Linked DNA regions of Mus musculus: all the other regions are linked to region 1. Evidence: chromatin loops called from intact Hi-C (ENCODE). Cell type or tissue: gastrocnemius. All regions are shown on one strand. Each heading gives the region's core, and the rest is flanking DNA. Links, peaks and the distances in the headings are about the cores only.

Region 1 (7,849 bases), core at 1,906-5,905:
TTCCCATCATCCATGTGTTGGAAATTCTACCAAGGAGAGGTTCCCTGTATAAGATGCATTTGGCCATGTTTTCTATACCATCAATATCAATGAAGATATTCCAATGGATTTTAAATAGCTAGTTTCCTTGAGAAAAGAAGAAAGAAATGTCAACAGGCTGTAGTTAAAGTCTGTCACGTAAAGAACACATTTGGGGGATTTCTTGATAGAACTTCTACATTATAAAGCTATTATGAAGACAACACAGGGCAGGTAAATAAATAGGACATTGCATTGCATGTGGTAAGTTCTCAATAAATTCTGACTTGCTAGGAAGACCTCCAAAGCTACTACTCAACATAGCAAGACAGGAAGTTGTTTTACATTTACATGAGCAGAAAGTATCTTTTCTTATAAAGAACAAAATAAAATGCCACTTAACACTTCTCTGTAATATGTCATAAACTGAACTATTTAATTCTATGTTTCTGATACTCCGAATATCCTTACCGATATAAACTATGCATTAAAAAGGCTAAATCTATCTCATGTTTACTTTACTTTATCTGGTTACTAACATGTTCTAACAAGCCCAGTATCTCTGTAAAAGTATAAAGATCTAAGAACTTAAAATGAAATTGATCTTTCCATGAGGACTTGAAGGTATTTATGAATGAAGGTTGGTAAACAGATAGCCTCATCTCACCGCAGTAAGAACTTACAGAAACATCTGAAACTCTCAACTGGGAACCCAGGAGACAGTATCATCTTACCAAGCTAAAATATCACCTCTCCATGGACAGTAACTTTGGGAGAGGAACACAGCTACTTAGGGAACTTTAAGCTACTATTACAGGCAATGAAATAAAACATATATTGTGGGGTGGGGCGGGGGGAGACTTAAAGAGCTGAATGTTCCCAGGAGTTATATAAACTATATCTACATGTCTGTTGATTACTGTGACTGAAATTGAATCTTATTCCAAGACCCTGGCCTCTTGTCCTTCCAGTAGACTTTGCTAACCTCAAAGATATCAACTCTCAGTACTTTTAGAATTAAGAACTTAAGAGTGCTCCTTTTGGGTTTTGTTTGTGTTTGTTTTCATTTCAATAGTCTTAATTAAGATATAACTAAAACGATTTCCTCCATTTTGATTCCTCCCATTCCTAACTTATACACGGACCTAAACAACCCATGGAGTTTGTCAGAGTGTGTGACTTCAGCCTGCCTTCATTGTCTTGGATAACCAGTTAGAACCTATAGCACAGCGAGAGGCTAATTCTCACTCTCTTACTTACAAGCTGTCTGTCGTTGTTCATGCAAGAGTGGAACATCCTGAGATTTTTCTACTTCTTTATTAGCATGTCTGTTGGGACTTTGTTTGTTTGAGTTTTGTTAAACAGCTATATTGTTGAGTTCTCATGGGTGTAACTTTTCTGTGGATTCTAAGGAGGAGTCATAATCGCGAAGCAGACATCCGGGTTCTCTCGCTCTTACTATTTTTTCTCCCTCATCTTCTGTGATGTTCCCTGTGCTTCGGCTTCAGGGGCGATATTGTAAATGTATCTGTTTGGCACTTGTCTCCTAATGATCTGTTGATGACATGATGTCATGGCATGATGACTAGGTGTGTCTTTCTATAATGGTCTCCATCTACTGCAGAACTGTCTCTCACAGGGAGGATGAGAGCTACAGATATTTGTGGGCATAAGGATAGGCTTTAGAAAAAAAGTTAGAAATTATACCTGGCTAGTAATATGGTAGCAGTAGGCTTTCTTCCAGGATCCATGACCTGGATAGTTCCCTAGATTTTCGGTACCAGGCACTATATATTCTAAATCTAACTTAACAGAAGTTGGTTACCACCAAGACATGCGTGCCAATGCTGTATCTTTAGGGATAGCTTGACATGGTGGTTCAGTTTATGGTTCATAGGTATCAGAGCTGGATAGGGCTACTAATTCCTTCCCTCCCTTGGTAAGTTGCATAGGACTTTCTTATGCTAAGGAAACTCATCCACAGGAAGAAGGACATCAGGTTACATGCAGTTAGAAGCATCTGGGTCCCATAGCCTAGGGATGCTGCCTTCTGTAACTTCAACCTCTGGGATGCATCCCAGGGCAACACCAACTGCCTCCATTATTTTGGGAGTCACCTGGACTATCCCACAAATATCTTGAAAGGAGGTTTCTTGTGACTGGCTCTGGAGATTTTGTCAGATACTTTGTCAGAAATGCAGTAGTCATGTTAATAGTATCGAAGTCTTTTGGTCAGCTACTGGATATTTGTCTTTTTGTAAGTATTCACAATGGAAGATGAATGACAGTTGTTTACAGCCATTCAACAGCACGAGTTATTTTTTTCCAAGTTTTACTAGTCTCTAGATACCTTTTCTGACAAGCTTTACAATTTCAAACAAGTAAATATTTTATATGTGGCAGGGCTTCATAAAAACTTTTATTACCCTAACACTTTCAGATAAACTTAGGTAAACATTCTTGTGTCGTGCTTACAAAAATAATGAAAACGGACCTCAGCTTACATATTTTTATATACTGTCAATGTTAGTATTCAGCCTTCACAATGATATTTTCCCCTGGCCATAGGTACTATGTTTTATTATAGATATTTATTTTATTTTAGGAAAGCTGATGTTAACATAGTTTAGCCTTCACATAAAAGCTCAAATGAAGTAGTGCTCCAAATGATGTCTGTTAGAAATTTAAATGTTAAAGCAATTTCAAAACTTTTCTTAACAAGCAGATTCACTGCTAAATCACAAGACAGGTTCATTAAAAGACGATTAGTAATTTATAAAATATATAGTAACAATAAAAATAGTCACTAAAACTTCTATATTTTTTAATTGTGGTAAAAACTGGCATAGTAGGGTTTTCTTAATATGCATTCTTTGCTTCCTAACACTTGAAATTGTCGTAAAATTTAGAGAACATGTAGGATTTCCCCAATTCTTATTAGTACATGCTAGCTACTTTTTAGTAACTTTTCTAAATTTTGAGCACCCTGAGTTAAAAGGTTTTGAAAAGTCATTCTGCCACCTTGCGTTCCGTACTGTCAAGGCAGTTTTGTGCTTCTGGGAAACCACGGGAAATTTTCTGCCAACAGGGAAGTCTTAATTCTGAATCAGAATTCTAGAATCATCCTGGACTCCTCTGCCTGTATTATTGTTTCCAAGTTTTCATGAACCTATCACAGATATTTGTAACTCAATATATTCTTATGCCAGAGTACGGATTCAATTCTCATTATTTTTACTAAGATTTTGAAAGACAAATAACAAAACTTTAATTGAAACCATATGTGATTCTGTAAAAAAAAAAATGTTTTCTTACATATTCTTAACTGAATGACTAATTGATACATGAAAGTATACATATTGTATACTTTTTTAATGAAATATAAACAAAGAAAAACAAGCTTATATTTTAAATACTTCTTTTGTGTAAGTGGTGAACAACTTGTGTGTGTGTGTGTGTGTGTGTGTGTGTGTGTGTGTGTGGTGTGGTGTGTTTTGAACTCAGAAAACTAGAAAAAGCAAAACTCCAAAATTCCATAAAAGAAAAGAAAATAATACAAAAACCCAATGATAACAAAGGATTGTTGTAAATCAAGTTGAACATCAATAAATAGCCTCTCAAACCTACTTTATTGTGAGAACACAGTATGTAGTCTCAAGGCTATTGATGCAGGGCATCTTCATAATGGTTGACCTTGCTTTCTTAGGCATTTCTTTCCTTGATACGGAGACTCCTGAACTTTTTGTATTTCATTCTGTTCTTGAAAGTCATTGAAGGACTACATCAGAAATGTATAGATATGACAGTTGGGGTTGTAGGGAAAAGGTGGTTACGGTACTAGTCATAATCTTAAAGGGCCTTTTCCCTCCTCTTTCAGGGGGACTTTTAACTTACCACAAAATAACTGATTTGTGTGACTACAATCCCTCTGAGGAAATGATCAATGTGAACGGTGTGCTACTGCCATCTTGTGTCCGAAAAGAGTCCCTCAGTTTCTGTAGCATGCTAGTTGGAGTGAGGAATTCAGAAATGTTCTGAAACTAGCCTTCAGGCTTTTGCAGTAGAATGTAGGAGGGAGAACTTTAGGCTGTGGGTCTCACGAAGCAGCTGTTAAACCCAGAACGCATGACATTCTTGAAGCTGCCAGGGTGTGCATGACTTAACCTGCTCCCCTCGGACTTTTACTCTGAGATGATACTTTTAAAGTTTCGAGCAAAAATTGGAAGTCAGAGAAAGCAACAGATGAAGGCAAGAGAATAACACTTTATCACTAGAAACTACATGGAATTTTCAAATGTTAGAGCCATAACATTTTTCTCTAAGTCTTAGTGTATTAATCCAATATAGTCAGTCAATGCTTCAAAACTTGGGGTGCTTGAATTTAGAAAAAAAATCTTAAAGCCATCAACACTTTCAAAATCCTTTAATTCATTACATTACATCAAAAGAATTCTCAGCATTATGACTGTTAAATATCAGGCCAAGTTGCTGAGAGGATTTCACTATTGTACATAAATATCCAAAAGATGACCTTAGTACTTAGCTATTCTCAAAATCTACGCAATGTAAGAACAATCATGAATATTAGAAAGAGCACAGGAGTGACCCAGTGCTAATCTGCCAACCCAGCATGAACTTTCAGCATCCTCAAAACGCCAAGTACATCAAAGAGAATTCCTCACTCTGGAGAAATAAATGTGTCCTGAATCTCAGTGGAGAGACCAAGTATCACACTACTTCATCACCCAGAACTGAATCTACAAAATTATCTCAGCTATAGAAGCAACACCAGGTATTATGGGAGTATGTCCAGTCATCCCGTAACTTCTGTGACTGAAGGAATCTGAAGTAATCTTTTGGCTGAGAACTGGTCTTGGCTTTGCATTTGAAATCATAGGCAGTGATAGGCTGGTTTTCAGGCCAGGCACCGCCCACTGATGGATGCTTCTGCCTGGCTGCAAGCTGATCATCTGCAGATGGAGAATTGGGTCTCTGTTATCATCATTTCTTTTATCTGAAATCAATCTACTCTTGTTTTTAGACTTTGATCCTATAGTCAGCCTCCTATAAGACAGGCTTTGCCAGCACATCTATACAAAGATGAACTGCTAATGGGAGCCTCAGCTAAAATAACATGCACGGGTTTCCAGGCTGACTGTGACCCATCGATCCTTCCCTTAGCAAACATGTCTGACGTCAGGACCCCTGTACCTGTGCAAGTCCTTGCCAGAGAGGAGGCTAACAGGCAGAGCTGGCATGGACGTTAGGCTGCATTGTTCTAGTCTTGCCCATCTGATATTCCCGTCTGAGAGGAAGAGCTGTAGGAACTGATATAACTTTGGAAAGCCATACTTCCTTCCACTTCATGGTTCTTGACCAATGAAAACAAAGCACCACCAGCGGCAACACCAGATTTGCTTAGAAATCACAATAACAGACTAAAGCATACAGAGTTTTTCTTGTGGACATTGCCAGCACATTACCCAGCCAAGTCCACCCTTCTCTGAGAAATCGGTAAATTTCCCTCAGTGCTCAGAAGATGACAGTGAATCCCATGACTTTTAAAGCTTTATAAACGCAGTCTTGCTTTATATTATTGACAGCGAAATTAACTGCATTGCTTCATAACCTTTGAGAAGAGAATTTAGAAATGTTAGATATCCCTTTAGAAATTTTAAACACAAAATTTCTCATATAAAAATACTTTCTTATCTACAAATACCATAATAGAATTATGGTAATGAAAATGTAAATATATAAAATAGAAAACGATTTTGAAATCCATACCAGTGGAAACTGTAGTGGTTATAAAATAGTACTCCTGAGGCTAATTCTGACTGCTGAAAATGACCAGCAGCATCTGGGTATTTTCCTATCCATTATGCATATTATATGTTATCATGGCTTGCCATGGTTGTTAACCTTGGATAAAATTGAATTTGTTAACAGGACTGTTTTGTGGAAAGTTAGACCACAGTGTACTGCTGAAACACGCAATGAGATTAAGAGGGAGGCTCAAGGGTCACCAAGGTCATCACACTCAAAAAATGAGGATGGCTCCTGGCAGATTGGGTTGATTTGAATGCATTCACTAGACCCTTGAGTCTTTTGCCTGGTTTCAAATATGGCTTCTACTGTTGAGCACACTCCTGATGCAAACCCATAAATTCCTCTACCAATGCCCAGCTTACATTAGACGTGTGTGTTGGCACGTCGAGCACTGTGAGTTAAGTCTCTTCTTGGTAACGTCAGCCTGCCTGCAGTATTCAAAATGAGGAGTTTGAAGGGATACTTTGAATTGTTGATGTTCGTCCTACTAGACAGACATTTGGAATGTAGGGGGAAAAATGATCTAAAATCAGAAATCAAACTTTCAAAAAGATTACAAATTTATTCTAAACTGTACCCAGATGTATTATTTCAAATTTACCAAAATGTTATTTGTGTGTTTTCAGTGAGAACAACAATAAAGATGCTAATATACACAGCATTGGAGAGAAAGGGTTGGGCAGGAGGCCTCAACCCTACACAAAAACTATAGGAAGCTAAGAGATGCTAAGAATTGGAAGAAACATTCTTCCCCAGGCAAGAGCACACCAACTGGTTATTCAGTACCACGTTGTCAGCCCTGAAAACGGACATGCAAGTAACATTATACAGATTGAACAGGCTGTTCACGGGTATAATTAATGAGAAAGAGGCTGTAAATTTGAAAACAAGTAAGGTATAAGAAGGTTCAAAGAGATTAAAGGGATAGGCAAATGGTATAATTGTAATCTTAAATAATAAGAGAAATAACAAAAAATAAATTCAAGTGTCTCTTATATCCTATTCCTCTAAAGTCTTCTAATGTTTAGAATATTTTAGTGAGATCCTTTCTATTAACTTTTTTACTATTCCTTTACTTAAAGGAACTTAATTTACAGTGACCACTGTCAACTATCAACCACCTGTGTCTCATGGTAAATAACTAGGAAAAGTATGTTTTATACAAATTTCAACTGTCTAAGAAAGTGATTAAAATACAGGAAAAAATGTCCCAGATTTCTTTCCCTTTAGTGAGATTCTTAACACCGCATGTTTAAAAAAATTCATTTTAGAGAGATTCTTATCATTACATGTAAATAAGAAGTGTTAACAATCACAGTAGCTTGGAATTGCCTAAGACACTAGCTTTACCTAGCTTTCTTGGGAAATAATTTTTTTTTTTATTTTATTTGAGGTCTGAGGTTTCAATTCCTATTTGATTATGAACCTAGATTGAGCCATAGTCGTGCAATATCGCTTAAAAAGCAACAACAATAAATAAGGTTTTGTTGGGTTGTATCCACAGGAATGTAGTGAGGTTCACTGCTGAGCAGAATCTTGGATTTTGCTCATTAAAAGCTGGAATATAAAATGACCAAGAAGAGGTCTAACAGAAAGCAGACTCTGCCATATGGCTTCAAATTGATGGCCCCAGTGAGAGAGATCTGAGACAGCGTAGCCATCTACTACATCATAAGAGATCCATCTAGGAAGAGAGCAGAAATCATGTCGAACACAATACATGAAACACAAGCCAACATGGGGGGGGGGGGGGAGAAAGACCTGAAAGACTTTCAGATGGGGCCCTGAGGTGTCGAACATCTTTTTAAAGAGGTCTATCACAGGATAAAGCAACCAGAGTTCTTCCCATCAACAAAAAGCCCCATAAGTCAGAGGGCATGGGATGTTACTCATGCCCTCACTTTGGTTCTGATTAGCCCTTTAACCCTTAGTCAAACATCAGTGTTTGGTTAGAAATTGTTTACAATTAATTCCACACAATGAGACAAACTGTTTTTAAGGC
Region 2 (7,849 bases), core at 2,036-6,035, 580 kb before region 1:
ATTGTTGTTCCACCTATAGGGTTGCAGACATCTTCAGATCCTTGGGTACTTTCTCTAGCTCCTCCATTGGGGGCCCTGTGTTCCATCCAATAGATGACCGTGACCATCCACTTCTGTATTTGCCAGGCACTGGCATAGCCTCATATGAGACAGCTATATCAGGGTCCCTTCAGCAAAATCTTGCTGGCATATGCAATAGTATCTGCGTTTGGTGGCTGATTATGGGATGGACCTCTGGGTGGGGCAGTCTCTGGATAGTCCATCATTTAGTCTTAGCTCCAAACTTTGTCTTTGTAATTCCTTCCATGGGTATTTTGTTTCCTATTCTAAGGAGGAATGAAGTATCCACATGGTCTTCCTTTTTCTTGATTTTCTTGTGTTTTGCAAATTGTATCTTGGGTATTCTAAGTTTCTGGGCTAATATCCCCTTATCAGTGAGTGCATATGTATGGCTTCTACCCCATATTTGGTTATTGAGTTCCTGGAAGAAAAACAAATTCACAGACATTTTACTTACAATATACCTTAAGCAGCACAACAGCTTGGCAGCTGCCTATCCTTTATGTTGTTGGAATCTACTTTCCTATTGATAACCCCTAGTAATTTTTTACAATCTCTGGTCACAAAAATTCCATCCCACCTATAGCTCTTCTGCCTAGCTGTTGGTTGTTTGCATCTTTATTTACCAATCAAAATTAACTTGGGTATAGGGTCACAGGGCCTATGTGCAGACTCCAAGTCTTAAGGGCCTGCACTTAACCTTCCAATAAATAATAAAAGACAAAAAAATCTCAAAATGGACTTGGCACTCTGATTTCTCTGTTGGTAATTGGGGAAATGAAAGTTATATGAGCTGTGTGTGACTGACAATGAGAGAAATAGTTACTCTAAAACAAGTATTGCTAGAAATCTAAAACATGACTCCCTCACTAAGCTCTTGGTTTTAGAATTGAGTGTGAAGTGATGATATATTAATGTCTTTAGTTCAAAATATTAGGCTGGGCTTGGTGGTGCACGCCTTTAATCCCAGCACTCGGGAGGCAGACGCAGGCGGATTTCTGAGTTCGAGGCCAGCCTGATCTACAAAGTGAGTTCCAGGACAGCCAGGGCTACACAGAGAAACCCTGTCTCAAAAGAACCAAAAAGAAAAAAAAAACAAACAAACAAAAAAACAAAAAACAAAAACAAAACAAAAAAAAAAAACAACCAAAATATTAGCTAATTAAATGGAAATGATTTCGTGCTCAGCTTGGCATGTCCTTGGCAGATAAGTCAGCACTGGTGGGGTGAATGTTGCTGATCAGTATCTGTCTCACAAGGACAAAAGAAGTGATACAAATACAATGCTTCTAGAAGACCTGACTCAACTCCACGGAGTTCAACAGGACTCTTTTGTGTGCTCGGCACCACCCAGCTACCAGCAAAATATTTATTAAATGTAGAACATGGCTTACTGTATTATTATGGAAAGAAAAGTCTTAGTTTTATATGCTTTTTAAATGAATGATCCTTGAAAGAGGAGTGAGAATCAGAAGCAAATTAAAATTTTCAGTGCTTCCATTTTTAAACTTAATTTTAGACATTGTAATTTGTATTACTAGTAAATTATGTTAAAATTACTACCCTTTTGTAAGATAGTATAATACTAGAGATACAATGTTGCTTCATTTGAACAGTGTTAGTAGCTTTCCTTTTATAGAATTGAGGCACAAAATATCAAGAAAGAAGGATTTTGTTACAATGTAGGAAACTTGAATATTATTTATGCTTTTATTTTCTTCACATATTTTAATCAAAGAAGTATGAAAGAGGGGAAATCCACAAAGGAAATACCACAAAAGATTAATGCCCAATGCAACAATTATACAGTTATATAGTTATTAATAGTAAGCTTGTAAATACATGTGTGAGCGTGCACATACACAATACACACACACACACACACACACACACACACACACACACACACACACCAAATATAATCCATGACAGTTGGTGGAGAAAAGTTGAGGTGCAGTCCAAATAGTCCCTATCTGTGTTGCCTTTCACACTCACTAGTGTAAGTGTGTGAGCAGCAATATTGGGTTGTTAATTGTGAAGTAATTTGGTTTTTTTTTTCTGAGCAATGTAAGATTTACTTTTCTAATAATAACCATAAAAAATTTAAAACATGCTTTTGGAAAATCATTGGCTACCTACACAGTAAGTGCTCTGGACAACTCCGGGATTTCAGGAAGGTATTACTTTCTTAATTGTGTAAAGTATTTAAGAAAAGAAATGTGCTGATGAAGACTGCAAACCTACTTTATAACATGCTTATCAGTGACTTCTACTGTAAGTTGTACTCTAGAGATTTCAGTATGGAATCACACCATTACCCAGGCTGTAATGGCATTATCTGTCCAGGTGGAAAGATAATGTCCAGGGAGTGTGAAAATCAAGAATTTCATTTTATAAGAAAGTGATGTGGACAATTTCATTGCTTAGGACTAGTTGTTTCCCTTGAATTTCTGTGAATAATCACAGCTGATCTGCAGAACTCCTATATCATATTGAAATTCTTCGCTCAAAAAATTGGTTGTGCAAATATGACCTGACATAATATCTCTAATCTTAACAAAATTATTTTTATACAATTGGGATTAGAGTAATTTAGTAAGAGACAGTTAGTTCAAAGCATTTTTAAAATGAGACTATTTAGTCTCATTTGTTAGATCACTGGAGCCTCCATAAGAAATACTATAAATAAGGTTTCTTAAATGTATTTGCTTACAGTAATTCCAAAATAGAGGATATGAGTCCTCTTCAAGTGAGTCCTTTTTCCTGAATTACAGATAACTGCATTCTGTTTGTTCTCACAAGCTCACAGAGAGTAACCAGGTTTTCTTCTTTTAGGAACATCGGCCTTATAAGATCAAAGCTCTAAGCACATGATGTCTTTGAACCCTAATTCATACTTCCTTTAAATAAAGCTTTGGATAAAGAGCTACCATCTACAATTTTTTTTCAGACATGAGACTCTGTCCATTCCATTGCATTACTCATAGACTCATTTTCATACATTATCACATACAAAATGCAGTCAAACTTTGCTCGTTCCAATATTAATAGTAAATACTAGAGTCTTGAGGCAAAAGAATAGTTTTCTTTGGCTTGGTGTCCATCCCTCCCAGCCATCTCCACCCTGTTCCTGAGGTGGGAGTGCTAAGTGTTTAAGCTGTTGTTGCTGGAGGCTCAGTCCTTCCCTTTACTTGAAGACCACGCATACCATAGCTTTATTGGAGACTTATAAAATTCTACAGCCTCGATTAAGTTCTACAGCCTACCTTCCTTCCATCCTTCCCTACAGCCTCCTCCATTCCATTATTTCCAAATGATGATGCTCCTCTGGATAGAATTACATTTCTTCCCTTGAGGTGGCTCATTTAACTGATGAATTATATTCATGTTCTCTCTCTCTCTCTCTCTCTCTCTCTCTCTCTCTCTCTCTCTCTCTCTCTCTCTCACCAGATATCATTCACTCTGTCTACACAAGCTCAGATGTTCACAATAAGATACAAAGGACCAGGGTCTTAGATAACATGAATGCACTGGCCCAAATATGTGCAGTCCAGAAGTCCAAGTTAAATGGCATTCAACTCAACTCCTGTTTTTCTGGTGGTGTTCTCAGTATGTCTTCTCATGGGGATGGAAGCAGAGCCCTCTAGTGTCTTTTATTATAATGACACTAATCCTTTAGGATTAACCTCTGCAATGAGTATTATAGCTTCAATTTATAGAATATAAGGGGGAGTAATTCAGCTCCTCACATCATATTATCTATCTTGGCACAGCACTTTTAAGTTTTTTGTATTCGGTTTGATGTTTAATCCTATCAGAATCTCTAAAACCATCCTAGGCTACTCAAACCCACATTACCTTCAGAAGGTCTTGTACATCTCAGAACTGTTTCCTTGGCACAAAGTGGAGAGTGTAGTTATATGTTAACTATCTGCTACATTCCATTCGGCCAACGCAGTGGACTAATTTTCCCATGTCTGTTTCACATGTGGGTTCCTGTTGAATGGGCCCTCTCTGTCTGCTTCCTAGGATTCTTTAACATTACTATGCCATCTACAAAAGCCAGAGAGGCCATTTCCTGAATACCTATCTACTTTCTATACTTTAAGAACCTCACAATGTAGGTTACCTGGATATGTTTCTGGTTACTGGAGAATAATTCTGTTAAATAACGAGGTTTAGTACTGTTGTATCTGTAGGTATCTGTTGCCTGGTTAATGCAATGCAATATAATGAGTTGCCTCATAGCCTACCCGCATATGATCCCACTATGATGGACGATATCCTTATTTCTTTAAGTTTATTTTGATGAATATTTTGTCACAATAGTAAGGAAAGTAATTAATTCAGGTAATTGGGAACAATAAGTTTGGATGTTAGAGTACAGGAGAGCAAAATGCCAAAAGAAAAATAGAAAGTGATATCTTGATTCCTACTTTCTCTATTCATTCATTCATGCATTCATTCATTTATTCATTCTGTCTAATCCAATATGTAGGTATTTAAGTCTCCTCTCCATCCCGTCCTCTCAGATCCCATATCACCTCTCCTCTCCCCCAGACCCAGTGTTCCTCCATTTCCCTTCAGAGAAGAACAGGCCTCCCTGTGGTATCAAACTTGGTACAATAAGATTCAATAATACTAGGGATATGCCCTCCTTCAAGGCTAGATGAAGTCCTACGGTGTGGCAAAAGAGTCAATGGCACTGCCCACTGCCATTGCTAGGAGTCCAACAAAACTCAAGGTAAATAACTACAGCATGTATGCAGAGGATATGGCGCAGACCCATGCAGGATCCGTGGGTGGCTGCTGCTTCAGTCTCTATGATCTCTGATGAGCACGGCTTAGTTGTTACTGATGGCAGTGTTCTGGTGTCCTGTACTCCTGGGTTTTCAAAGGGTCACAAGGGACTGTGTTTTCCAGTCCACAGATGAGGAGTCATTTTAGCAAGATACTGCACATACTGCATTCTCTCTGTGTCCTAAGAATCTGAGTCAGATTGAGGTCACAAGCATGAAGGAATTTAACAAAGTCTCAAGACCAAGGAATTCAGGCTATGTCGCAGTTGCTGTTCATTCACATCTTCTGCTCTACCATGAAAAAGAGCAGGAAGTGGAACAAAGAAGATGTGAGCATGTATCATTTGGTGGGAAGGAAGGAATCTAATTTGTAGCCAGACTGGAGAGACTGCAGACTGTTCTTGCTGAGGACTTGAGTTGGATGTTCAGCATTCAAGACAGGTGGCCCTCAACTGCCTTTAATTTCAACCTGTCTAGACAAATGGTAGAAATTTATGGCATGCAAGTAATGTTTGGATGCTAGGATACTATGTTTAATTTTTATCGTTAAGTTGGGAGGATATAGAATTAATTATTGGAGACTGAGTAAGGAGACAATATGGGAGGAAATGACATCTTTTTTTGTTTGTTTGTTTGTTTTTGTTTTTGTTTTTTGAGATGTGGTTTCTCTGTGCAGCCCTCGCTGTCCTGGAGCTCACTTTGTAGACTAGGCTGGCCTCAAACTCAGAAATCTGCCTGCCTCTGCCTCCCGAGTGCTGGGATTAAAGGCGTGTGCCACCAAGCCTGGCACTGGAAATGACATATTCTTAAACTTTAATTAAAAAAAAAAAACAATAAAAATAAACAAAGTAAACATAATCTGCCCCAGAAGAAAACAAATTCACAAACTAAGACTATTCATTCTTTGAAATCTGTGAAATTACAGTTCTCTTTCTTTCATGGCTCAACTACAATTATCTACTGATTTCCAGGGGTCTAGCTTTGGGCAGTGTTATTTTCTGCATCATGGACATAGAAATCCTCTTAAATCAGTTGTGTAAAAGATATGGGTATAAGGAGGAAATACCCAGGGAGCTGGGCGGATCTGCAACCCTATAGGTGGAACAACAATATGAACTAACCAGTACCACCACCACCCCCCTACCCCCCTCCTTGGAGCTCGTGTCTCTAGTTGCATATGTATCAGAAGATGGCCTGGTCGGCCATCAGTGGAAAGAGAGGCCCATTGGTCGTGCAAACTTTATATGCCTCAGTACAGGGGAACGCCAGGGCCAAGAGGTGGTAGTGGGTGGATGGGGCAGTGGGGGGGGGGGTGTGGGGGACTTTTGGGATAGCATTGGAAATGTAAATGAAATAAATACCCAATAATAAAAAATAAAAAAAATGAGATTATATTAGAAAAAAAGTTTAATGATGCTGTTGTGTACTTCTCTAAACATAGTTAAACTATTCATAAAAGAGAGAAACATTTTTACACTATTATCAACAGAAAACATTTAGAATACTTTTTTAGACATCAAAAAGAATTTTTTTTGAATTTTGTCTTTTTTTCTTTTGTGACTAGAAACAAAGCAACTTTATTTGGAGGGTGCTGGACTTTTAATGTTATATTTATTGATAATCTTTGGAATGAGGTTTCTGTTATATATCAGATCAGCCTAATATTCAAGTATAATTGAAGGAAGATAAAATCATGTATCTGTGCCACAGTGTTTAAAAACAAAGTCATCATAATCAATTAGTATTTGATATTAAACTATACATTACCTAACTTATATGGCACATTCTTCACACATTGCTACTCTGTTCATTTTATTAAATGTTTCATTTGTGCCAGTCAAGTTATAGTTGTTGCAAAGAATACTAAACATCAAAAATCAGCCTTGACTAGATAGAATCTATTTACATAACTATAACTAGATCAATTAAACTGTGGAACTGCCCTCATAGTAGTCCTGTGAAGATACAAATTACATAACTGCAAAGACTGAGACATCTTAAAGAGTTAGAGAATGCCTTCTTAGTAAAGAAACGTTTGATCTAATAGTTAAATGTTAATGGATGTTACCTGTGGATAATGACAAATACAGGATAGTGTTTTTGATGTTCAGAAGTGAAGGAACAGTATGTGTTGATTTAAAGCTAAAACCTCTAGACCTATATGTCATTTCTGATTAAGAATTTAACTCTTTCATTTGCAACTAATCCCTGCTGGGTAAAGGGAAATTAGTTTTTCAATGAACTGTCACTGGGTACAGGAACCATACACAAAGCCCAGGAGTGACTGACCAACTCAAGATGGCCTCTCGGTTTCTCTTTGGACTTTTTTCTTTGTATTGAATTGTTTTGGTCTGTTATTATTTGTCTTATTGGTTTTATTCGTTTTGATTTTTGAGAGACAAGGATGGAGAGAGGAAGAATGTAAAGCTGTGTGAGTGGGGAGGTGAAGAGGATCTGAAAGAAGCTGAAGGTGGGAAAATAGGATCACGGTGTAGCGTATGAAGAAAATATGAAAATATGCTGTAATTTTTTAAAAAGTACTTTCAGCTTTTCATGTGAAGCACATAAATAGTAATATTAATTGGGCTTTACAGTTCTGTATTTTAGGTATATGATGATTAAAAACAAGTTAGCTGAGCTGTCAGATCATCAGACCGTAATTAGGTCAAGAAGGATAGAGTGAGAATATTCAACATTATTGAGAGAGTAAGGATCACTTTATAATGCAGAAATGTCTGTGGCTGAGGCCATGAAAAGGTATACACCCTTCTACCCCTTATCTCAAAATAGTTATCCTCTGAGAAGTTCCTAGGTTCTACCTAATTTTAGAAATGGTAAAACAATACCAGAGTTTTCACAATAAGAGGAGGAGAACAATGGCCTTTCTCTACACAACGAATAAACAGGCTGAGAAAGAAATTATGGAAACAACACCCTTCTCAATAGTTACAAATAATATAAAATATCTTGGCGTGACTCTAACTAAGGAA
Region 3 (7,849 bases), core at 2,636-6,635, 240 kb before region 1:
AAAGCAGGGTTAACTGTGTCTTCTTATCTGAAAGCAGATGATGTGCTGGCAGTAAGAAACAGCAGTTTTATTTCTGAAACCTCAAATATTTTATTTTTTCAGATGTGGCTGTTCAAGCAATTTCCAAAAAAGCAAGACTAAAATAGTGAGCCTTAAAAAAAAAAATCCCATTACTCCACTAGCCTTGGATTGGTAAGGACCAGTCAAGGAAAATATCTGATTTCTTCAAGGAAAAAGACTTCATATTTCCTTTGAAACATCCCTGCTGCCATAGTTACGAAATGCTCTCATTTTTTTCCTAACAATAACATCACCATCTAGATGCACAGAGCTTTCTGAAGTAAATGTTTTATTGTGGAAACTTACAAAGCAGAGGGATCTACCTCTAATGACTTTCAAAAACTTGAAACTGGGAGTTGCTTATTCACAAGTACACCTGAGTCACACTTAAATGCTTTTTAAAAAACAAGAATATGGGAGAGGGAAAAAGAGGAAAGCAATTGAAGTCATTTGGTTACAATACTACAAATGTAAAAATGTCCAATGTGAGAACTTGGACATAGTTACTCATTGATACAGCTGTCTCTTGTGAGGTTACGCCAGTGCCAGGCAAACACAGAAGTGGATGCTCACAGTCAGCTATTGGATGGAACACAGGGCCCCTAATAGAGGAGCTAGAGAAAGTACCCAGGGAGCTAAAGGGGTCTACAACTCTATAGGTGGAACAACAATATGAACTAACCAGTACCCTCGGAGCTTGTGTCTTTAGCTTCATACGTAGCAGAAGATGGCCTAGTCGGCCATCTTTGGGAAGAAAGGCCCCTTGGTCTTGCAAACTTTATATGCACCAGTACAGGGGAATGCCAGGGCCAAGAAGTGGGAGTGGGTGGGTAGGGGAGTAGGGGAGAAGGGTATGGGGGACTTTTGGGATAGCATTTGAAATGTAAAATAAGAAAATACCTAATTAAAAAGATGATGAATTCGTGAAAAACAAAAAAAGAAAACTCCCACAAGGAATGGCATGCCTTCATGACTGACACCTTCTTCTAGACCACTTGAAATTAAAACATACATACAAACATAAACACAGACACATACTACATACACACATGCATGTAGAATCACAACACACGCACACACACACACATGCACACTTGAAAAGAGAAAAACATCAAATAGCTTATTTATCATTGGTAATATCAAACAAGCACTACAGACATGATTTTGAATAAAGCAGTAGTCTGATAATAAACAATGAGATTGTATAGTTGGAACATTCACATTTGAAATCAAGCTGGGCTCTCTCTAACAATCAAAATCGGCCTTATATTCTTTATGTCCCAATCTCAGTCACATGAATCCTTTTTACAATCATCAAAAATTCAAGTATGTGCATTTGATAAAAAATAATTCTATGAAATGTATGACCAATGTGGTAATTATAAACAAGTTTATAAAATAATGTAGTAAATTTAATAAGTTATAAAAAACATTAGATATGTTTAGGACTTGTAAGGTGTCTTTCAAATGAGGGCTCAACACCCTCCTGAACTGAGGAAATATTAGTGTTCTACCAGACTCCATACTTCAAACAAGTCCTTGTGCCAACCTGTATGCTACACAGTAAGCTTCTTTCTACCTGCCAACCTGCAGTATGCCATGTCTTCATGAATTATTAAATAGTCTTGATGTGTTCAACTTGTTTTCTAGACTGTAATCTCAAGGTTACTTCTTATATTGGTGTTTTAAAATTATTAAATCATAAAAATTCAATATTCAGAAAAGTAGAACCAAACTTGATTATTCCAAAATCAATTACTTAAGTATAGTAGTGCTGTGTTTGGAAAAAAATACCTTTCCCTTTGTAACTTGACTTTAGAAAACCTTTTTTGATGTAAGCAAAGGTTGTATAAAGATGGGAAATTATGATTTCATTATCCAGAAAATTATGAGCAGTGCATGTGTGTGTGTGTATGTATGTGTGTGTTTCTTCACTTAGCGTGTTTAGTTGTCTATTTTTGTAGAGTGAAGCCTTATGAGCTTCCCTCTCCTTATGTTAGCATGCTTATTAGTGTTGCTAGCATATATATCAGTTCATGTTCAGACAGACATATTGGTCTTCATAGGTATAACTTCTGATATTTCTAGAAAGCACAGTGTCAAAGCCAACTTCTGATTCCTCTTCCCATACCCTAGCATGCTATTGTGATCAATTCCTCTTCCCAATACCCTAGCATATTATTGTGATCAATTAAGTAGCTCCTCAAGAATGATCAACTTTTCAAATACAACCTGAACAAGAAAAGCAAAGGAACTTTGATAAAAATATGTATCTAACTACATGACGTTTCTAAAGATGTAGCCCTTCCAGATCACTATTGCATGGAGAAAAAAATGCCAATTTTCTTAGAATGAACTCTATGAACTTATATCATCCATACAGCAAAACACCCCTTCAATCGATGAGCTTGGAATCCACCAGGGACCTTACTTCACATTGGTTAAACTTCGAGAGCTTCCTTCATTCAATGTGTTGTGATCATAACTATTTTCCCCCAAATGATTCCCCCTCCCTTTCCACCTTATTTGGCACCTCCTTGTTTACCATCAAGGCCAACTTGATACCCGAAAATTCTTGGATGTTCGGTCTTCCATTGGAGAGTGGTCAATTTGTCAGTGGGTTATACTTATAGAGAAAACTGGCCTAACCTTTCCCAGCAACTAAGAATTACCAATAGATCCTCTGTTGCCTTGAGCCTTTGGAAGAGGTAATGGATATATGTTCTCTTTACAGATGGACATTCTGAATTCTCTTTTCTTCTGTACTTTGACCATTGTGGGTCTCTGTCTTGATTTTCTTCTACTAGAATTAGGAGTTTCTCCATTGTTGATTCAATAATGCCTTAATCTACTATTATAATGATAGGTCATTAATAGTTGTTTTAATACTATATCCGCTACCATAATGTTAGTAGAGTCATGCCTTCTCTCCTTGTATTTTATTAAAATATATTATTTGTTTACAATTTTATTGTAAATTCCACAAATGTATGCAATACATTTTGATCACACAAAATTGTTTTGTTAATACAAAGTTGTTGTGCATAAAACCCAGTATGGCATAAAATCCATCTTCTTATAGTCTTTACTGTATAGTCTTTCTCTCTTACACAATGTTCATTGGGCCTCTGAGTGGGTATAGACATCCCAGTTATGAATAATCCTTTAACCATCATTTATTTTCAGCACTCTGGCCAGTTATGGGTCTTTGCTGCTAATCATTACCCACTGAAAATACATCACCTTATCCAAAGATGATGGCAGCACTAATCTCTGGGAATAAACATAATTATTTAGAATGATATTTGGAGGGGAAAATCATGTCCACTTAGCACAAAAACAACAGCAGTTTTGTTTTGTTTTGTTTTGTTTTTTCTACTATAGACTATAAGCTCTTTAGCTTAGATAGAAATTTCCCCAGCTGCCTTTATAGCATCCTTTGGTACTATGATGGGCTAGCCAAAGAGGAAGAAATTTCCAGCTCAGATCCAGCCTGTGTTCTCTATATCCTATGACAAATGCACGTGATGTCTAGAACAAGAGGGTGTTAGTATGTGTTTCCAGTGATCAGCCACAACAGTAGCCATTGCTGGTATTGTCCTGAGGTTCTCTGGGGCTTCCCCATGCAAAACTTATAAACTTATAGTTTCAATAGTAAACTATGGCTTCAAAACTTTGGACTCAAGAAAAAGCCACAAGAAAACCTGACCCTTGGTAAGCTAATTACAACGTAATATTAAAAAGCAATATACCCTATATGGTTAGATGAATCTGGTATGCAGCACAGCTTAACAAACACTTCCTAACACATAACAAGTGAGTCAAACTTCCTTTTTATCCTTTGAAGTTATGTTCAAAGATCCTCCTTGTCTAGAGTCTCATTTTCTTTCTTCCTGAAGAACTAGCAATCTTTTAGGACTAACCTTACATTTCATTTTGTTTATAAGTTCACATTCCATTGCTAAATTCTGTTTTCTAATCTACTTCCATAACTATGTCATACAGCAGTTTCATCATGATGGAAGCATAATTGAAGCAATTAATATGATTGGCTGAACACCTACAATATGTCAAGAACTCTTCCAAATGACCTATGTCCAGTGCTTCACTGAATTTTCACAATCACTCCATTTTAGTTGTTCACAGTTAACTCAGAGAACTTAAGTGTTATACCAGATTTACTCATTTAGCACATGGCCAACACAATTTTTCATCCAAATGCTTCCTGGGTCCAAATCTTTAAAAATAATTCTAGGACACCTTCATTCTAGTTGTTTGAATTCCGTTTCTTACCATATAATACTACATTTCTATATTTGGAAAACTTTCAGATTGTTTTAACTCCAGAATCTGCATTTTTCATGTTTTTGAAATAGCTTTTTGTAACCTTGAAGATGAGTCTTTTATATTTGCCAAAAGTGTTTGCAAACATCAAATATAACATGAGACAAAGCATTACTGTTCTGCACCTTTAATAGCAACCAGACATTTCCCCAGACTACCTTAAATGTTGAAGTTACAGAACTGGTCATGATTAATGTAATAAGCAGCCAAGATGGTTTACTTTATGATCTCTGCATGACATCTAGTGGTTGGAGTTGGAATATTTACGGAAATGATCTTGTGCCAGAAAGTCCATGTTAGTTGAGAGTCCTCAGTCTCAACATAAAAGGAAGAGTGACACACAGCTCTCTCACTTCTGAAGTCTGGAAAGAGGGAACTCTTGATCATTTATATTTCTCACTCCATGTGTCAGAGCACAGCAATCTGTCTTTGTGTTAAGCAATCGCTGCTCACTGGGGCTTGTGAAACTTTATTTGCCTGTAGTTAGTACTCACTTCTGATGGCTGTGACTCTGGTAATCATTATCACATGCAAAAATGAACAAATCCTTTTGGTTCTGTTTCTTCGACTCTGTGCCACAACAAACCCTCTGTGGCTACAAAGAAGCTTTATATAACCTGCATGCACACAATAACATCACTGGCTTTATTGTTTTAGATTTTTAAAAAAGTGTTATGTACATCTGTTTTGATCTTTCTAAAATGTTATAAACAAGCAATTTCTAGATTTTGAGTCATAAGCATGCCCTTTGTTTTTCATCCTCTGATATAAGATTTGGAAAGAGCTTCCAGTAACTTTGAGTCAGCTTACATGACTGACAATACAAAGTGGCACATGACATGCTTGTGTCCAAGTGATTGGCACACCAGAGCTGGGAGAAGCAGGCAAGGACCTGAAGTCCAACAGTCAAAGACAAGGTCCCAGAGAATGAGTGACTGGAAACAAGCTGTTGCCCTTGAACCTGTGTTCCTACAGAGGGATCTGAGGCTGCCCATCACACCATCTTCTAGTTCCTTCGTCCATAAAACAGAATGTCATTTACCTCAGTTTCATGTGATGAAAACCACCCTAGCATGTGTAAAATTAAGAGTCATTCTAATTAGAAATAGAGAAAGAAGTATTCAGATCAAAAACTGTCCCTGGGTATTCACAAATGGATGCAGGCCAACAGAGAAAATACGTGACAACCAGAGCAGAGAAAATACGTCACAACATGCCGCAGAGAATCTGAAAAGCACTCATAGGTGTTTTCTGTGAAGTCTGGAAATTATCATAAACACTACTTTTTAGAATTTTTCCATCAGAGTTTTTATCTAGAGTTTTGAAAACATTGTTTATGTAATATGTGTGACCTAGTGAATATATATATATATATATATATATATATATATATATATATATATATATATATATGTATATACACACTATCTGTTTGCAGGAGTCTTTGAGGGGAGAGGGGAACCTTGGATCCTCTAGAGTCAGAGTTGGCATAGGTGCTAGGTACCAAATCCAACTGGGTCCTCTGCAGGCGTTTAAGTGCTCATAAGTTCTGAGCCATCTCTCCAGTCCCCTAACTGAGCTTGGAAGTTCATGTGATTTATTATCCTTATTTTCTTTGTGATTGTATGTGGAGCACATGCCTTAACACACACGAAGAGGTCAGAGGACAGCTTGTTGAGTTGGGTCTCTCTTCTTCCCACCCTGTGAGCCCCTGGCATCAAAGTCAAGTTATCAGTCTTGGCAGCAAGAACCATCTCACTATGCCTAAACACCATCTTTTAATGTTCTGTTATTCCTAAATATTCTTTTTTACTGTGACATAAGCAAAATTATGCATTATGTTTCTCAAATTCAGGGTTTTTTTCACTATAAACAAAAACCAACACTATGATAGTACTAGAAACATGTTAACTTTGCAATGGGAAACATATATACAATAATTATTTAGTACTTCAAAGTCTATTGCTAGAGATTATGGTATCAGCAAACATGAAATTCACCTCTGGGATAAAGAGTAAAAGAAGCAATCCCTCTGCAGAGGCTCAAAGAAGACTTTTGTTGAAGAGGTGAGTTTCCCATGCATGGTCTTTGAAGTGGGTTCTTGTTAAATCTAGGGACCTCGTGATGAATGAACTAGAAGAGAGACTGCTGACAGATCAGAATACTACAGTGGTGGTTTTGTCCTTTGGTTTGAGAAAGTTGATGATTATTAAGCTCCCTGCCTAACAGGCTTTGTTCCTAACCCAAGATTCTCCACCCTAAAGAGACAAATAGTAAAGGCATTTGAGGTTGCCACTTAAATAGACTCTCTCCTAGCCTTCCATGTGTGGTGCTTTTTTTTTTTTTTACCCCGATAATGTATATTTTAGTCACTGAAATTACTTATGGGAATGGATCTGGTGTTTCTGCAGGTTTGAACATAAAAGAATAGACAGGCAAACAGATGGAATCACATATGGGTGTTCATGGATCCGATTCAGGAGGGCTCAACTTTTGCCTTCTTGGGATTATTTAGTTTTAAAAGGCAGTCTCTGCCTGCCTCTCTGTTATTTATCAGCATGAGATAGCTGACCGATTTAAGTGCTGATCTTAAGCAAGGTTGGCACGTCCACCCTTGATATTTAACAGACCTGAACTGAACAAAGCACACACAGTTTGACTCATTTTAAATACTTGGTCACTTTTTAACTCCATGTAAACTCTTTGGTTAAACCTTATTTCAAACGGTGAAATAATCATAGCCTTCATGCGCTGTCTGGTTTAGGACAGGTTTTTTTTTTCCCCTGATGGGATGGAGTGATGGCTTTGTGGTTAAGAACTCTGGCTACTCTTCCAGATGACTTCAGTTCAATCCCTAGCACCTACAAGTTAATAAACAACTATCCGTAACTCCAGTCTCAGATGATCCAGTGTCCTCTTCTTGCCTTCAGAGGCACATATGTAGGCTAAACGCACATCACTCACAAATAAATAAATAAATAAATAAATAAATAAATAAATAAAATCTTGAAAAGCATACAGATTACTCTAAGAGTGAAACACATCTGCGATTAATGAATTATCCACTTAGTTGAAATGTGTAATGTAATCTTAAATTTAAGCTAATTATGCAATTATAGAATGTGGACTTGGTCTCTATGCTTCTTGAAAATTTTATCACTTCTTCCTTTCTTTGATTGCTACTTTGTAAAAACTCTTCATTCTCTTCAGTAGCTAGGAAGAGATTTGTAAGCATCCAGTAGCAGCTAACTGCGAGCAATGCCATCAACCTTTGTAGCTTCCTAATCTTTAAAATTAGCTGTCGCTGGGCGGTGGTGGCGCACTCCTTTAATCCCAGCAGTTGGGAGGCAGAGGCAGGTGGATTTCTGAGTTCGAGGCCAGCCTGGTCTACAGAGTGAGTTCCAGGACAGCCAGGGCTACAGAGAAACCCTGTCTCAAAAAAAGA
Region 4 (7,849 bases), core at 1,650-5,649, 360 kb after region 1:
AGGGAAGGAAGAAAGGACAAAAAGAAGGAAGGAGGGAATCAAGGAAAGAAGGAAGGGAGAGAGAGAAAGAGAGAAATAAAGGAAGCAAAGAGAAGAAAGAAAGAAAGAAAGAAAGAAAGAAAGAAAGAAAGAAAGAAAGAGAGAGAGAGAGAGAGAGAGAGAGAGAGAGAAAGAAAGAAAGAAAGAAAGAAAGAAAGAAAGAAAGAAAGAAGAAAGAAGGAAGGAAGGAAGGAAGGAAGGAAGGAAGGAAGGAAGGAAGGAAGGAAGAAGGAAATTAGCAAGCAGGCACCTTCTGGAGCTATTTAACTAGAACTTTCTATGCTAATGAGATAACGGGAGGAGAACTTTCTATGTAAACTTCTGCAAAGTAAAGAACTTGGTTTCTCAGCTGTAACTGATACATTTTAAGCACTCAGTGACTAGACGTGGCCAGTGTGCACCCAGCCCAACAGCAGGATCCCCCTCTGAAAGAAGTCTGGGTATGCCATATGAAAGTCTGGGTATTAAAATAGACTCCCAAGTTTTTCCAAACATGGACCGAAATGAGGAGTGTTTCTCAGAAGACTTCTGTGAAGCACACACACACACACGCACACACACATACCTGCACACACACACACACACACAAAGCCCATTTTGTGTCAGCTGGAGGGTGTGCCTTCCTCTTTCCATCACGTTCAAACCAATAATTAAACAGGTCCCTTACCCCAACACCTTGAGCAAATTCTCAAGAACACTCCCCTGTTCTGTCCTGGATTTAAGACAAGCTTTCCACAGACAGGACAGTTCCCAAGGACCCTGTGTCTGTTTCCCATGTCAGTTCCTTTTTCCAGTACGTTCACATGGAAATTCCCCTACATAAAGCCTACCTCTATCCCTGCAACCACATTCCCCGAAGCTGTCCCATAAGGCAACTTTCTCCATCTGCTTCTCTTTCTGCAGCCCAAGCCACACAGTAAGACTTCTAAGCTAGCAAGAAAATTGAAAACAAAGTGCAGGTCCAGCTCCAGAGAGACTTTATTTTCCACAAAGCAGAGATTCCAACGATCATTAGTCAAGACCTGAGCACCAATCACTGACTCATGCCCATTTTTATAGTATTTTATAGTTGGGTATTATTATAGTTTGCGTGTAAATAATGTAGGTAATTCATAGGTAAATCTGTGTAAATTCAACTCCCGATTGAAGTTTGAAGAGATTTGTGAGAACAATCCACTTCACCAATCTCAGATTCACCCTACAATGTCTGGCAAATAGATAAGCTTAGAATCCAAGGGAGACCAAATCTGTCAAGTGAAGTTTATTTGGTGGGGTAGGATAAAACTGGAGAAGAGCTGCTTCATTCGTCCAGAGTCTGATGGGCTGAAAAGAGTCTAGCAAGTTGATCTCTCTCAAACAACATCTTTATCCAAAGCTACACAGGGTCAGTGAGTGAAGGGCCCACCTCACAAGCATTCGGATCACACTGGACGATTGACATGGCTGCAACTTCCTGTGATGCCAACATGAGGGGCAGAAGTGGGCGGATCCTGAGGGCTTGATGGACAGCCAATCAACTTGAAGTTGAGGAACAGATTGAATGAGAAACCCTGCCTCAAAAACTAAGGTAGGGGAGGCAAGGAGACCGCTGAGATTTCCATCTGCTCTTGCCAAGGACTTGAGCTTAATTCCTCGCATCCATGAAGAGTCACAATCTCCTACAACTCCAACTTCAAGATACCAAGCGACGTCTTATGATATCTACACATGCACACCCACACACATACGCATGAGCATAAACTAAAACTGAAGTCTTTTTCAAAGTTAAAAAGTAATAATAATAATTTGGGAAGACATCCAGACATCAGTCTCTGGCCTCCGTGGGTGTCCACTTGGGCAAGCACCGGCTCATAGAACGCTTAGAACACAACAATGGCAGAGGGAGAGAGAGAGAGAGAGAGAGAGAGAGAGAGAGAGAGAGAGAGAGAGAGAGAGGGAGAGAGAGGGAGAGAGAGAGAGAGAGCCTGGGATCTCTTTTCTTTGATCTTCATGGTCAGGTTTACTCACTCAGCATCATTGTTCAAACCTGGACTGTTACCAGCCTAGGATTAAACATTGGCAAGTAGCTATCGGTGAACACCATCTGTAATTACCTCCTACAAGACCTGACTATTAACACATCACTTTTCTGAGAATCCTTAACTGTGTTTTGTTAGATACAGGTCACGGTTTTAAAAGGTACCTACACTTTACCCCTAGCGCGACAACAGATGGATTTGCTTTGCTCCTATGCCGGCTTGTTTGTGCAACAAGCACACACTTTTTTATGTTACCTGGCCAGCATCGGCTCCTCTCCATTGCTGGTTCAGTTCCAAAGTGAGCACAACTCCAAGTCTCAAGCCTTGTTCCTAAGGTTGAACTCAAGCCAGATGAACCACATGAGACAAAATAAGACAAAATGAAGCAGGCCTAAGCCAAAAAGATGACTAGACCTATCTCCAATGGCAACCTCAGGATAGGGTTTCCTGTTTCAGCCCAACTCAACATTTTATCTCTTTAAAAACAAAGAAAAGGGAACAGAGCATCACGAAGTCGTGTCTGAGACGGACAGAAGGCAAAAAGATTAACTTGTTAAAAATACAAAAGAAGAAACTGATCTTTGAAAAGGTTCAATTCTACTATGGCAAAATGGAAAATCAGGCTCCGTTGAAGCAGACTCCAGCAAACTATGAAATGAGCTACCTGTATTTGTAGGTTGGTTCAAGGGATCGTACTCTGTGTGTGTGTGTGTGTGTGTGTGTGTGTGTGTGTGTGTGTGTGTGTGTGTTGCCAATGGGTGCTCTTTCAGGGTACAGGAGCTGGGTAGCTACGACAGAGACCATGAAGTTCATAAAACCTGAAAGATTTAGTGTCTGGACCTGTCCAGGAAGTCTGCCGTCCTTTGGTTTAAAGTTACATTTTGCTGAAAACAGCAATTATCAAGTTCCTCAAAGGTCCTGTCTTGAACTCTTTCCTCCTATCTGGTGTGGAGTGGCGCCATCCACGCCTCGGTCAGGATGAGTCTCTGTCCCGTCACTCCTTGCTGTAAGTTCTGAGAACCATTGTTCCCTCGCCGACATTTGGTAAACATATCTTCAGAAACTTGAAAGGAGGTTAAGAACATCTCGGAGGTTGGATTTCAAATTCTGTGTTACTCTGACACTGGGATTCGGCTCGAGCTGGTAGCCGGAGCTGCGACGTGTGTGCCGAGGGCCTCCTCCTAGGGAGGCTGCAGCCTGGTACTTTGTAGCACAGTCGGAGGAGGGAACTGGAAAACCCAGGCGCGATCGCTTCTCCAAGTTTTCACCGTAAATAATCATTTTTTTTTTAATGTTCCAGTAACTTACCCACTAAGAAAGAAAAAGCAGATGATGACACACTGGGTGTGCTCCTACACGCTCATGTGTGGTGTTATACTGCCCTCTGCAGCTTCTAGCGGTTGAGCCGCCCTCTGGCACCTCGGTGACCTCTAGAGAAGTGTGCCTGTCCCACAGTGGAAGAAAAACTTCCCTAGCACGACAGGAAAAGAAAGGTTTAGACCAAAATGTTCCCTGTGGTCAGAGTCGTATCTCTGGCCCCAAACAGTGGCAGTGAATACTAGGAGGGGTCGATGTGCTGTGTCTTCTAGAAACACAACAGTGCCGCTTTAAAACGCATTTGCATTTTACAGTTCTGTAGAATGAGAATTCAACACAGTAATTGGGCCAGGGTGGGGAGGACACAAAAAGAAATAAGAAATTGGGTAAGACACCTCTGTCTGTTGTTTGTACCCAAATTTAACAGAACATGGATAAGACATAAGACCTCAGGATCCCAGGAAAGAAAAACACAGAAACGGGGAGGAAAAAAGGAAGAGAAGGCTGATTGATGGTAGCTGGAATCTAACGGTGTCTACTGAGAGACTTCATCGAGGTCAGATATTCGCTCCAGTGTGTCAGGAATCCAGACGAGGGATTATGAGATGGGGGTGGGGGGAGGGAAGTTGCACTCGATAAGAAAGAAGACCAAAACAGGCTTAGGACAGAAAGAGGACCAGAGGGGAGGGGCGGACATGGAGGAGGGCAGTAAGGGAGGTGAACAGATGAGTCTCATGACGCAGAGGGTGGACAATCCCTGTAAGAACGAGCATCTTTTTCCTGTATCGTTTCTGTAGCGTGTGAATGGTGCTTTGACAGGGTCACCAAGGACACAGAATGCCCTGTAGTTCTGAAGTGATCGAAGAATGAGTCAATAAGTCAACGCCAGTAGACACTCTCCCAATGCATTCCTTCACGACTGCACCAGACATGCGAGCTGTTACTGGACACTGTTTTGTTTTGTTTTTTTAATTGGATATTTTATTTATTTACATTTCAAATGATAGCCCCCTTCCCGGTTTCCCCTCTAAAAACCCCCTATCTCATCTCCCCCTACCCCTGCTTCTATGAGGGCGCTCCCCTACCCAGCCACCCACCCACTCCCGCCTACCCTCCCTAGAATTCCCCTACGTTGGGGCATCGAGCCTTCCCAGGACCAAGGGCTGCCCCTCAGTTACTGGACACTGTTAACAGCCCATCGCCGAGGGCTTTCTGGGCAGTGAGCTACCTAGAGTCATTTCTCAAGTCCTCCCCACACGCCTAAAAGTGGGGCTCTGCGCTCTGAACATGCATCCCTCAGCCTTTCCTGCCTGCGCCAGTAGAGGATTTTTGTGTGAATTCATTATTTCTTAATACACTGAGCAACAGCCTCTGTATATTATAATCCTTCCCATGTGTGAGGCTTGTGCTGGGTGTTTACAGATATTATTTTACAATAACCTTCAAAACTCATCTACCTCACATGTATTATGTACCCGAAAGCAATCTTAGACAGATTGAACATAAAATGTATACATATTGTTTTTCTTTGTTTTGTTTGTTTTGTTTTGTTGAGATAAGGTCTCTGCAACCCAAGTTGGTCTCAACTTTGTTATATAACTGAGGCTAACTTTGAAGCAGGACCCTGTTTCTACCTCACTGCTGCTTGTAGACTATCTCCTAGACTGCAAGCTGAAGAAACTAAATTATGAACCAAACACTTAAAAAAAATTGTCTTGCAACTTTATAACAGCTGATACACTCTAACAATGAGAATATTTTACTTCCATTCACACTCTGATTAGTTGTTTTCGTTCACTGATAATTTCGTTCACAGTATGAATAATTCAAAGTTTAAATGTTCAAGTTGGCCTCAAGGAACTGGAGTGTTAACTTAATCAGCCACTGCTGGCAAAATGTGTTCTTCATTAATGAGGCGGTTCAAGCACAGACTCATGGCTCCTTTAAGCATGATCCCCACGCGTGGGAGGGGAGTAAGCATGATTTTAGTACTTCTTAAGAGCTTATAAGGTGAAGCCTCATGGTGGTGGTAATGCATGCCTTTAATCCCAGCACTTGGGTGGCAGAGGTGGACTGCTGAGTTCAAGACCATCTTGAAGTACCCAGTAATTTCCAGGATAGCCAGGGATACACAGAGAAATCTTGTCTCAAAGTGGGAAAAAAAGTTTTACAAGATGAATTCAACTGCAAGCATTTTACAGTGCAATGTTGCCATCTGGTGGCCAGTGTGAAGTATCTCTATTTATCTAGAGACTTAACTATATTCTTTTTTTTTTTTAATTTTTTTATTAGGTATTTTCTTCATTTACATCTCAAATGCTATCCCGAAAGTCCCCCTACACCCTCCCCCCGCCCTGCTCCCCTACCCACACACTCCCACTTCTTGGCCCTGGCGTTCCCCTGTACTGGGGCATATAAAGTTTGCTAGACCAATGATGGCCAACTAGGCCACCTTCTGCTACATATGCAGCTAGAGACACAAGCTCTGGGGGTACTGGTTAGTTCATATTGTTGTCCCACCTATTGGGTTGCAGATCCCTTCAGCTCTTGGGTACTTTCTCTAGCTCCTCCATTGAGAGCCCTGTGTTCCATCCAATAGCTGACTACGAGCATCCACTTCTGTATTTGCCAAGCACTGGCAAAGCCTCACAGGAGACAGCTATATCAGGGTCCTTTCAGCAAAATCTTGCTGGCGTATGCAATAGTGTCTGCGTTTGGTCGCTGATTATGGGATGGACCCCAGGTGGGGCAGTCTCTCGTCTTAGCTCCAAACCTTGTCTCTGCAACTCCTTCCATGGATACTTTATTCCATATTCTAGGGAGGAATGAAGTATCCACGCGTTGGTCTTCCTTCTTGATTTACTTGTGTTTTGGAAGTTGTTTCTTGGGTATTCTAGGTTTCTGGACTAATATCCACTTATCAATGAGTGCATATCAAGTGACTTCTTTTGTGATTGGGTTAGATCTTTCCGTTAGTGCTATGCGCTCAACCCCTTAGCAGACACGAAGATTTGTAGGTGTGGACAGGATAGACTCTAGCATTCATGCATCTTTACTTCCGAAAATTTTACCCTTCGAAACATGCACGAGGGCAGGGAGACCCTGACCTGCCCCCTCTCAGAGACCTCCACCCTGAATTTCTGGCGGTGCTTCTGACACACTAAGAGGTCACCCTGTTCTCCCTGCTGCCTGTCCTCTTTGTCACCTCATTGCCAGTTCCACTTCGCTCCAACTGCTGTGGAGTTGCTCTTCTATCTGAGGTCTTAAAGAATAATAACAGCAGAACGTTTTACTATTCCATCAGATATCATTTGTATTTGATCAGGTGCCCACCCTATCACGATCCACATCTTCTCAGCAAGAATAATAAGGAAAGGAATTTTAAGCCCGTCGGTAACTTTCTTATCCTAGCTGCCTTTCAAGAACAGCAGATTGTTTTTTTCCAATGTTGGCGCTCCACTGCCACCTTCAGGAAGCTCGAGGTAAGGGCACTTCAGAAACCATTACCCTGCTAGGGTTACCTGGTAACAGGCAACTGAGGAGAGTGGCACTTAGCTTACTGATTTTCACTAAGTCCATGTTTTCTACGTAACTCAATCAAGATATGGGGATGAAAGCAACTAAGACCACATCTGTATTGTAGATACATGTATAATAATATCTAAAGCTTATAAAAGCTTTAGATGGCATACCTACATAATTCCTCTAAATGGTCATGGGAAGAACATACTCGTCCTACACCCTACACCGAGTGGAGCTGGCATTCACGTGGAGCTTTTGATGGGGGTGGGGTTCAGTGTATCGTGTCGCTGCTGATACATTTACACATTTTAAGAATTGCCTCCATAACTCCTATTTACTTTACAGGGGAAGAAACTGAGGTCTTTGGAGGTCACCTGGTTTATAGCCACACATCTAGCAAGGCCTTGTGACACCTGACTTCACAGTCAGTGATTCTTGGCACTGGGCTAATCCTCTCTTTCGAGTAAGTTAGCCGATAACAAGAAAGTACGATGCGGGGCGGTAAGCATTCTGACACCCTGAGTACGTCCAAGAAAAGCTGCTAGGCTTGGCGAATGGAGGTGGTTCCGAGTATAAAGATGCCGTGTTGAAACCTCGTGACCTGAGTTCAGGCCCTGAACCCCATAAGGCAGGGGAGAGAGCAACTTCTAAGAGCTGTGTTCTGAGCTACACAAACTTGCACAGAAGAAAAATAACTAAGTGGGGGAAAAAAGTATTTCAAAGTGCTGAGCTCTGAGAAATCAGGCATCAGTAAGAAAACTTTATTATTTTTTTTTTCTCATTACAGTATGTGCTGATAGGGAGGAGTTGTTTCGCGCTGAGCGCTCTGAGAGATGAAATTAAACTCTGCCTGATCTAAATAAATGTTTGATCTACTCATGTGATGATCTGTGGAGGGCATTCCAGAGAGAAATGAAGAGCTGGTGCAAAAACCCTGAGAGGAAAGGCATCTG

Evidence for each region. Hi-C counts contacts between places; a loop is a spot of excess contacts. Peaks named below come from ENCODE experiments on the same cell type or tissue, not always from the same donor. Only the 100,000 strongest peaks of a DNase experiment are listed, where the experiment ranks them.
Region 2: it touches region 1 in a loop (4-fold over the local background); 8 of 42 quality-filtered maps call a loop at or near these places.
Region 3: it touches region 1 in a loop (4-fold over the local background); 16 of 42 quality-filtered maps call a loop at or near these places.
Region 4: a loop joins it to region 1, with 7 times the contacts of the local background. A loop is called at or near these places in 18 of 42 quality-filtered maps.

What each region holds. Positions count from the first base shown.
Region 1 is chr16:86,878,728-86,886,576 of GRCm38, forward strand. No RefSeq gene overlaps it. Among named protein-coding and RNA genes, the nearest start is that of Gm32624, 66 kb to the left of the region's middle. In gastrocnemius, for the core only: CTCF peaks have their summits at 3,076 and 3,985 (motif pointing left); a DNase peak (open chromatin) is centred at 3,992; H3K27ac peaks cover 2,063 bases.
Region 2 is chr16:86,298,981-86,306,829 of GRCm38, forward strand. No RefSeq gene overlaps it. Among named protein-coding and RNA genes, the nearest start is that of Gm32357, 67 kb to the left of the region's middle. In gastrocnemius, for the core only: a CTCF peak has its summit at 3,712 (motif pointing left); no DNase peak of the experiment used is centred there.
Region 3 is chr16:86,640,377-86,648,225 of GRCm38, forward strand. No RefSeq gene overlaps it. Among named protein-coding and RNA genes, the nearest start is that of Gm32461, 160 kb to the right of the region's middle. In gastrocnemius, for the core only: a CTCF peak has its summit at 4,654; no DNase peak of the experiment used is centred there; H3K27ac peaks cover 708 bases.
Region 4 is chr16:87,243,262-87,251,110 of GRCm38, forward strand. Gm41484 (a long non-coding RNA gene) reads right to left here and starts at 3,432. Exons shown (of 3, transcript XR_876207.2): 1 at 2,313-3,432. In gastrocnemius, for the core only: CTCF peaks have their summits at 3,453 (motif pointing left) and 5,593 (motif pointing left); DNase peaks (open chromatin) are centred at 2,325, 3,439 and 5,583; H3K4me3 peaks cover 693 bases; H3K27ac peaks cover 1,519 bases.